3 separate regions of the Mus musculus genome follow, and regions 1 and 2 are each linked to region 3. A link is a contact called in ENCODE Hi-C or POLR2A ChIA-PET data. All regions are on one chromosome and are shown on one strand. The core of a region is the stretch at or near the end of the contact, and the rest is flanking DNA. Distances in the headings are between cores, read along the strand shown. Region 1 holds the start of Spag7 (sperm associated antigen 7). Region 2 holds the start of Rnf167 (ring finger protein 167). Region 3 holds the start of Zfp3 (zinc finger protein 3).

Region 1 (2,945 bases), core at 8-2,507, 95 kb before region 3:
TACACATGTATATTAATTGGTTATTAAAATTCCGTATGATCATTAATAAACGTCCCAGACATGGTCTATAATCTCCTTGATGAGCATCTTTGGCTTCACAAGTTTTGTAAATAAGGGAGTACAGATATTTAACAGTCTTTGAACATTCTGAAAGCATCCTGTCTTGCCTCCTTTGAGCAGATGGGTAGTAGGTGCGGGTAGGAGACTTATCCACGACCAAGGCTCACGTGGTTGGGAGCTGGATGCACCTAAGGCTATCCTTTCTATAAAGTCCTTCACATGCGCTCCAAGCCAATACAGGGCAGGCCACTTCGGGCCGCACCCTACCCTGGCTGCCAAACCCCAGCGAGCTTTCTGGTTAGCTACTCAGCGCGGGGGCTGGGAAGGAGAGATGGCGAATCGGAGCCTGCGGGGCATTCTCATCTCTCCAATCAACATCACGATCTAGTTGGGCAGCACAGGAATTTAAGGCTATAGTTAGGAAAGGGCGGTGGAAGGTATGAGGGACTGGGTCAACTCAAGAAGGGGCATAAAGATAGGAGGATCCAGCCAACCAATGGGAGGAGCTGAGGCTGAGGTCGGTCAGAAAAGGTAACACTTTAAAGGTAGAGCTTTTGGCTGAGCTAGCCAATAGAGGGGAACAGACGGGTGGATGGGCGTGCCCTAAACTCAATCGTAATAGAACTGGAGATTCGCGGGACCGAGGCGATGGATACGACATCCTCCAATCGGAAGAAAGGCATCCTACTAATCAGAGCTCACCAACAGCAGACAGGCAGGCCCGTTGACCAATCGCAAACAAGGACTGTAAAAGGCGAGGATAGGAAGAAGAGACTGGAGGTAGAAGGCAGGCTGAGGTAGCCAATCATTGTTTGCAAAAGACAGCGGGCGGGCCGACAGGCCTTTTAGGGACTCTGAGGGTCTCAGAAGTGGCCTGTGGGGGGTCTGTTAGGGTAGGAGGTGGCATTATTCAAAGAGGGAAGAGTGTGGTCCCAAGAATCGGGCGAAGATACGCGGTTGTGAATCTGGGATCCTCACCTCGGGCCTTGCGCCGACTCTCCTGGTCACCGAGGCTGGGTGGTTTCTCCATGGAGCTCAGGATGGAGCCCAGTAGGTCCGCCATCTTGGGAATGAGTGAGAGGGGGCGGTGCGTCTTAAAGGGAAGGACGAAATGCCTTTAAGGCCGGAAACACGTCGGAAGCGAAAAACCGCGCTGCTCCGCCCCGCTTAAGGCAGCGAGATGAGGCCGGCGACTTGCGTGGCGACCTTCCTACCCCGCCCCCAGCAGAGAGAGGCCGGAGGCTAGCTGGTGCAGAGACGTTTAATGGCAATTCGTATAAACCAAGCCCATGCACAAGTAGAAAGTGCTCGTGGAGCCAGCCGGGGGCTCCCGCCGCGCCAGGGAATCAGACGCCCGGCCGCGCAGCGCCTTAAATAGATTCTTCACTATACTCTGTATGTTACAGTTATGTACACACCCCTCCCCACGGGAGCGGGACTCCGCCTCGCGATCCTATGTACACCCCCTCCTCTTTGGCCCCTACGTGGGCGACCAGAGAGTCAGGGTGATGGGGAAGACAGGGCCAGGAAAGGAGGAAACAGACGCAAACATGCGGAGTCAAGGTGGGGGCAGTCACCCCTGAAACACGAGGGCGCGCGCAGCGAAGGCAGCGGTGGGGACCGAGGCGGATACATTCATCAGAGACTCTCGAACAAATAAATAAGGCAAGTCAGGAAGGTCCGAGTCAGGTGCAGGCAGGAACGGGGATATGGAGAAGGTGCAGGCAGGGCTCCGGAGGTCACAGCTGAAGATGCAGATATGTGGGGCGTGGGTCTTCTGGAGCCGGAGACCAAAAGAGGAGGCACAACCAGAAGGGAGGAAACGTGTAAGGCCTGGGGGCGGGGGTTCTACGAAGGGCTCCCAAAAAGGTGAAGGGGTGAAGAGCTGCCGACAGGGGGCTCCCCTAGTCCCGAAAGCCCTCTCCTTGTTTAGACAGCCAGAAGGGGCTCCCAGGGTTTTGAAGAAAGGCGTTGGAGAGGTCAGGTGGCCAGTCCTGGCTGGGGCAGCCCCTCCAGCTCCTGGTTCTGCTTCAGTTCCCTCATTCTGCGGAGAGACAGAGCCAAGTCAGAGGAGACTGATGGATCAGAAAAGGTGTCAGGGCAGAGAGGTAAGGATGGGGTTAGAACCTGTGTCGGCAGCGCCGCAGGAACCTCATTATTTTCCGGGCTGCCTGGTCTTGCTTCTTGGTGAGAAAGGTGCCCCTGGTGGGAAAGAAGAGTCCCCACTTTAAGACCATTGTAGGGAAAGGCTGGAGGGCCGATAGAGGTAGTGGGCATTAACAAAGAGGTAAACTGAGGGCTGTATAGGGGCAGGAAGGGGTGGTCCCTACTTGTTTCGAGCAGGAAGGGGGCCTGAGGGCCGGTGAGGAGGCCCCGGCCTGCGGCGGTAGGAGCGGTAGTGCTGCTGGATAAGCACCGCTGCTCGGCGGCTCTGCTGAAACCGCTTCTGTTCATAGTAGCTTCGGAACTTGCTCTGAATCAGGATGGCCGCCTGAGTCATTTTCTTATAGAGTGCAAACTGCAGGGAAGGAGAGGGGGGACAGGAGCTGAAATGGAGAGACAGAAATCCAAACCTCTGAAGGTCACCCTTCAATTAGGCTGATGTAGAGCCCGTTCTCTGACCCACCCACGGCTGAATCAGACTACTCACACCCAGATCTCATGCCTAATACCTTAAGTGCAATCCAGGTCAGCTTGTGGAAAGAGAGGGGACGTTAGGGCTCTCATAGCACAGAGATAGATAGGTTAGGTGGACGCGTGTTGGTATACTTTTGAGAAAATGCTCTAACCTGCTTGTACTTCCGATAACAACGTTGGATCACCGCTGCGGCTACCTCCTGCTGCTCCTTCAGCCTCCGACCCTAAAGGAAGAGAATGAGGCCCCG
Region 2 (2,921 bases), core at 256-2,755, 120 kb before region 3:
ACCATCCTAGAGTCCAGGAATGGGGCTGGAGTTAAGCTCAGAAACGGAACTCACCGACCATCAGCAGTCATCCTGATGAGAGCCACCTCAGCTGGCGTTCCCACAAATGCACCAGTTGCACCTGCAGTCATGCCAATCAGGGCTTTCAGAAGAAAGCCAGGGGGTGTACCATCAGCCCCAGTCAGGCGCTCAAACAACACAGTATATATTCCAAGGCGAGTAGTGGTGTAGGTGGCCTGGCGCAGTAGACCAGCTGACAGCCTGAAGAGTAGAAATGTCAGCACATCAGGCCAAGGTCTGGACCTGCCAACCAACAACTTCCCTCCCCAACTTGAGGCCACAGTACCCAGTGTAAATGCCCTTCAGGCCTTCTGTCTTCAGGATGCTGGTGAGGGCATGGAAACTGGTTTTGTACTCTCGAGTCTTGGCCCCTTCACCACTCAACTGCATCCGGTTCTTCACCAGGTCCAGGGGCTGCACAAAGACTGTAGCACCCATCCTGAAGTGAGGCAGGAAAGGGAATCAGAGGTCAGTGGTTCCAGCTCTACTGCAACCTGGCAAGAAGTTACAAAGGTCAGGGCCACTAAGGATTCAGGAGGCTGGTGGGCATGTGTGTTAAGTGTGTGCATCAAGGGCAACGTGCCAGCAAAAGAGTCCAGTTGCCCAGTAAGGGGCATGCAAATCAAAAAGCCTCAGGCAGTTCTTTAGGGTTCAAGCAGAATTAGGACTACAGGCGATCTAAAGAAAGGTGGAGAGGGCGTCCCCATCCTAAGACTCCAAGCAGTCCTATAACAAAGCCTTTAATGACCTATACCCACCACCCAAACAGGCACAACGAAGCAAAGGTGGTGGAAACACAGGGTAAAGATCCTTGAATGCAGCACAGTTGGGTCCCTGCAAAGGATGAATAGATCCTGGCAACCCATCAGGGACCCTGCACCGGCTCAATTTACTGCAACACACCCCAAGTTACACTGGGCCCAGGTGCTTGCTCCCGTCCCTTCCTCCTTTTCCCCCATCACTGGGGCCTGAGCTTACCCAGCCAGGCCCCCAAACAGGAACTTGACAGACTTAGGGGAGGTACGGGGTTTCCCGTCCATCCGGCCAGCCCCAGGACTCGCCGTCGCCGCCATCGCCCCTTGATGGCCCTCGGCTTTGGGTCCCGTGCACGTACAGCCCCGCTCGCGCCCAAGGTGACACCAGCGCGCAACAGGGTGAGGGCGCGCGCGCGCACGCCCCTCCGACAGGCAAATCTGGCTCCAGCTGGAAGCTGGGGCGGGCGCAGGCTCGGAGCGCAAAGGCAGCCGGGGAATAAGGCGGGGCTAAGATGCACGATGAAGGGGCGTGGCCGATTTAGGAAGCTACCCTAAATTCCCGCCCCTCCGGAATTGGAATCGCGGGGAAAAAAAAAAAAAAAAAGCTTGTTTGAAAACCTCGCGAGAGCAAGTGAATCAGCCGAGTTCGGGCTATGAGGCCTCTCGCGATATATTTCAGCGGCGAAAGGGGGTGGGGGGGTGGAGGGAGGGTGGTGGCAAGCACTCTCGCGATACTTTGAACGTACCGTGGCGGCCAGACGAAGGAGAGGTTTGTAAACAGGGCAGCTCCAGGATCTCAGGGACTGAGGGAAAAAAACTAGATCGTCTCCTGAGCATCGAAGCTCCCTCCATCTCCGCAGGCTCCTTCTACATGTCAAACATTTCTTTCAACCGGCCTCTCGGGACCGGAAGTCCTCCGTCCTGAGCGTCCAATACTGGAATTGGCCTTTCTTACCGGAAACCCTTTTCCAGGGGCATAGGAAGACAGTCTACCTGGCCGGAAGTCCCACCTCTTTGAGGTTTCTCCTACCCTTCCGGAAGTTTTTTTGTTGTTGTTGTTACCTGTTTGCCTTCGCTCCTATTCTGTCCTATTTCTGTACTAGAGAAAGATACATTGTCTCCCCTACCAGCTCCGCTAAGCTGGTTTGATAGCTCACTCCCTGAATCGGAGTTCCTTCCCCGACGCCCCCATGTAGCTGAGAAGTGGGACCTAGGGGTGGTTGGACCCCTGGGATCCTGAAGGAGAGGCAGAGGAGGGCGCAGGACTCGGCTTCTGCTCCTGCGATCAGAACGCGACCTTCGCAGCTTTACCCCTCCCGCTGCCATGCACCCTGCGGCCTTCCCGCTTCCTGTTGTCGTGGCTACTGTACTGTGGGGAGCAGCCCCTGTCCGAGGGCTGATTCGAGCGGTGAGTCTGAGGGTCGGACGGGGACAGGGTGCTGAGAATGGGGTTCAGACTGAAACACGTAGTGTTCCGTCTGCAGACTTCGGAGCACAATGCCAGCATGGACTTTGCAGACCTTCCAGCTCTGTTTGGGGCCACTCTGAGCGACGAGGGACTGCAGGTGATGTTTTCCCCATTTCCCTATATGGATCCTGGGTAGGGGCGAAGTGGCCGTGCTCAGGAGGTAGGAAGTAGTGGAGTTAGCAGCGGAATGCAGTGGACTGCGGATAGTTCAATGATAGGGTGCTTTTTCTAGTATGAGTGAGATTCTAGGTTGAATCTCCAGCAAAAAAAAAAAAGTGTCCCCAATCCAGAAAAACCTAAGTGCATGATCATGTCCAGCGCGCAGAGTCCAGAATCCAGAGATAATAGATAGTGCCCACCTCTAGAACTTAACATTTTTTATTTTATATGCATAGGTGTGAGAGTGTCAGATCCCCTGGAACTGGAGTTACAGTCAGTTGTGAGCTGCTACATGGATGCTAGGAACTGAACTCCGGTTCTCTGGAAGAACAGCCAGTGCGCTTAAGCACTGAACCATCTACAACCCCTAGAACTCCCAAGTTTAAGAGGGAGTCTGAGAGTGGGCTAAGATAAAAAGCAGGTGCTTATCAGCAGTCTCTGGAGCAACTTACTGTTTGTATAGATGGCCATGGACAGCT
Region 3 (3,031 bases), core at 266-2,765:
CCCTGAAACCCATTGTGTGAAGCCCGGACTGTGTAGGAACCCCATGTTGTTAGGGAGTGGGGTGGGGGTGGGAGGATAGAGAAGAGAACGAGGTACAGAGAGCTGCATCTTGTAGAAGCTGGAGGGGCAGAACAGTCCACGTCTTTCTTTATACCAGAAACAGAACTAGAGAAGTTGGTGTTTTCTTGCTCAGGTTTAGTTATTCCCTCCCTGTGCCCCCATCTCTCCCTTTGGGAATAGTCATGTGTATTCTGCACTGTTATATTTTGGAGCATCGGGATTACAGTTGCTCATGGGCTCTGGGGATTCGAACTCAGGTCCTTCCACTGCATGGCAAGTGCTTTAACTCCATGAGTCATCTCCCCAGCCCTTACCTCAGAACTAGTTACTCAAAACTAGTTACCCCCCCTGCCTTTTCTTCAAATGTCTTGTTTTTATTTCATTTATTTATTTTGTTTAACAGTACTAGGGGTTGAATTTAGGGCCTACCTAGCACATTCCAGGCAAGTGCTCGACCTCTAAGCCACACCCCCAGCCTCCTTTGCCTTTTCTCGGTTCAGATCTCCTTGTTTAGGTCTATTACAAAGACCATGGCTTCAGAAAAGACCTGATTCCTTACAAATGTTGCTTCAAACTGCACCACCTTCCCAGATAGCAACTGGAAGGAAGGACTGTTCAGTCTTATTTGTATCTAATGTTCACCTCTGGACCAGTCAGAAGGAAGGGGATAATGTGATTAGTCAAGCCAGGGCCACCACTGAGCATAATTAATTCAAGGCCAGTCCTAACTGCCTCAACCTCTCCCTCCCCCACACAGAGATCTACTTCACTGGGCTTGGTTGCTCACTTCAGCAGTTGGAAGGCTGAGGCAGGAGGATCACCACATTCATAGTCACATACGTGCTGTGCTAAAAGACCAAATTTATTCAAGAAGAGAGAAAGGCCAGCAAATAGTGCAGTTCCCATTGCCTGCGGAAAACGGAAATCACACTCAACCTTGAGTTTTTTGTCAAAGCATCACTCCCTGAAGCCTTCCTGACCTCAAAGCAGGCCTCCCCTCCCCCCTCGCTCCTAGAAGATGACAGGCGCACCCTAAATCTAGGAACCGGAGTTGACAGACTCTTGGAAAGCGGGAGGTGAGGCACAAACGCGGCTGCTCGACACGTCCCCGCGGGAAGCGTGGCGGAGTTTCGAGTTTTCCAGCCCACGGAAACGTCAGGGGCGCGCAGAGCGGCTGCTGCGGGGCGGAAGTGCATCCCCGGGGCCCGTCTAGGAAACCGGGAGGACCCTGCGCGTCAGTGGTCAAGGGACACAGTGGGTTTCGCGAGGTGCATGGGACATTCCAGCTAGCCGACCGGCCCTGTCCGACCGGGCGAAGATGGGGTGAATGTGGGCGAGAACGGCAGACGGGAAAGCTGAGACGGGCATGGGGGCGTGGGCTCGCTGGCCACCTGTTCCTCCCGCGAGTGCGGCTCGCGCGGATTGGCCGCAGTGCGCCCGGTACCGGAAGTGGCCGGCGTGGGTCGCCCGTGACACCAGACAACAGCTGCGGTTCTGTGCGCGCCGCGGTGCAGCGCCTCGGGCCCGGCGGAGGGAGCGTGGGCGGCATCCGCCAGCGGTGAGGCCTCTCTGGTTCCGTCGTGCCCGGGGGAGGAGGGCGCGGGGCTCCCGGCCTGGAGCTGGAGTTCTGACTGTAGGCCCGCCCCTGACTCGGGTTTGCTGTGTGACCTTGGACTTTATGGCATCGGGGGCTCCTACTCATTTGCACACGGAGAGGGTGGAGCCTGGGCACTGTCAGGGGCCCGATCCTAATTCTGCTTGCAGGCCTTGTCAGCCAGGGAAACTGGAGAAGCAGGCTCCGACACGGGCATGCCAAAGACCTATGCCTATTTTTCTTCTCTCTCTCTCTCTCTCTCATTTCATTCTCTAAGTATACTGCTAGAACGAATAGCAGGCAAAAATTGGGGGCCCCGTGGCATGTTGTGACCTGTGCTGGCAGGCAGGACATTGGCTTACTAAGGTTAAAGAAAGATGATAGAATTGGGACTAAAGAGAAGACACAGTAGTTCTTGCTGCTCTTCCAGAAGACCCTAGTTTGGTTCCCAGAACTCAAATCAGGCGCCTCGTATCATCTGTAACTCATGTGCACACACATCTATAACTCTGTAGCAACACACAACTACACATAGTTAAGAATAATAATAATAATCATAAATGAGACTGAATTGAGCACAGAATTGACAGAGTTCCCTTGATCCTGGATACCAAAGGAGGAAGATAAATAGTGTCTTGGGAGAAAGAACTTTTCTTGTTGTTGCCTTAGTTTGACTTTTTTTTTTTTTTTTGAGATAGGGTCTCCCTACATATCTCTGGCTAGTCTTGAACTCACTAGGTAGATCAGGTTGACTTAAGACTTTCAGAGATCCATCTGCTTCTGTCTTCCATGTGCTGATATTAAAGGTGTGGGTCATCGTGCTCGGCTAAGAACTTATTTTTATAAAACGTTGATACCAGTTATCTGTCAGACACTGCTCTGGTCTCTTTAGGGACAATGGTGAATGGAATCTTCAATTAACCTTTAAAACAACTGCAGACATTCACCCAGATAGCTCAGAAACCTCACTTAATGTTTTCCAGGTATCAGAAATGTGCTAAGCACTGAGGTTAACAAGATGAGTAGAATGTCATCCTTGGTCACATTGTAGAACAGTGGTGCTCAGCCTGTGAGGTGCAACCCCTCTGAGACTTGAATATCCCCTTTACAATATATACACTACCACTCGTAATGGCAAAATTATAATTATGAAGACGCAATGAAAATAATTTTATGGTCGGAGGTCACCACAACGTGTGTACTATGGGGTTGAAGTGGCACTAGGAAGGTTGAGAACCGCTGCCCTAGAGAAAAGCAAATGCATAATGCGGTGGCATGATGTCTGCATGAAGAAGTAACGCTTGTTGGGGCCTGCAGATCAGAAAGAGGATGGAGGGGACTGTCCATATCAGCTGCATCGCGAAGATGTTTGCTAAG

Evidence for each region. Hi-C counts contacts between places; a loop is a spot of excess contacts on that map. ChIA-PET counts read pairs that join two places held with the same protein, here RNA polymerase II (POLR2A).
Region 1: POLR2A ChIA-PET joins it to region 3 with 30 read pairs in Patski. The contact joins the promoter of Spag7 here to the promoter of Zfp3 in region 3. A Hi-C loop is called at or near these places in 2 of 37 maps with a recorded cell type or tissue (mouse trophoblast stem cell and v-Abl transformed pro-B cells). POLR2A ChIA-PET finds 5 or more read pairs at or near these places in 4 of 5 experiments (Patski and embryonic stem cell).
Region 2: POLR2A ChIA-PET joins it to region 3 with 17 read pairs in Patski. The contact joins the promoter of Rnf167 here to the promoter of Zfp3 in region 3. A Hi-C loop is called at or near these places in 11 of 37 maps with a recorded cell type or tissue (CH12.LX, Patski, heart and 5 more). POLR2A ChIA-PET finds 5 or more read pairs at or near these places in 2 of 5 experiments (Patski and embryonic stem cell).

What each region holds. Positions count from the first base shown.
Region 1 is chr11:70,668,159-70,671,103 of GRCm38, forward strand. It overlaps Spag7 (sperm associated antigen 7), which reads right to left and starts at 1,258. Exons shown (of 7, transcript NM_172561.3): 1 at 1,039-1,258. The coding sequence starts at 1,123. Camta2 (calmodulin binding transcription activator 2) reads right to left here. Exons shown (of 23, transcript NM_001190376.1): 19 at 2,850-2,921; 20 at 2,733-2,753; 21 at 2,391-2,578; 22 at 2,188-2,262; 23 at 1,305-2,104. The coding sequence ends at 2,041.
Region 2 is chr11:70,645,730-70,648,650 of GRCm38, forward strand. Rnf167 (ring finger protein 167) reads left to right here and starts at 1,506. Exons shown (of 9, transcript NM_027445.3): 1 at 1,506-2,223; 2 at 2,300-2,380. The coding sequence starts at 2,140. Slc25a11 (solute carrier family 25 (mitochondrial carrier oxoglutarate carrier), member 11) reads right to left here and starts at 1,310. Exons shown (of 8, transcript NM_024211.3): 1 at 1,039-1,310; 2 at 347-499; 3 at 55-261. The coding sequence starts at 1,133.
Region 3 is chr11:70,762,932-70,765,962 of GRCm38, forward strand. Zfp3 (zinc finger protein 3) reads left to right here and starts at 1,516. Exons shown (of 2, transcript NM_177565.3): 1 at 1,516-1,618.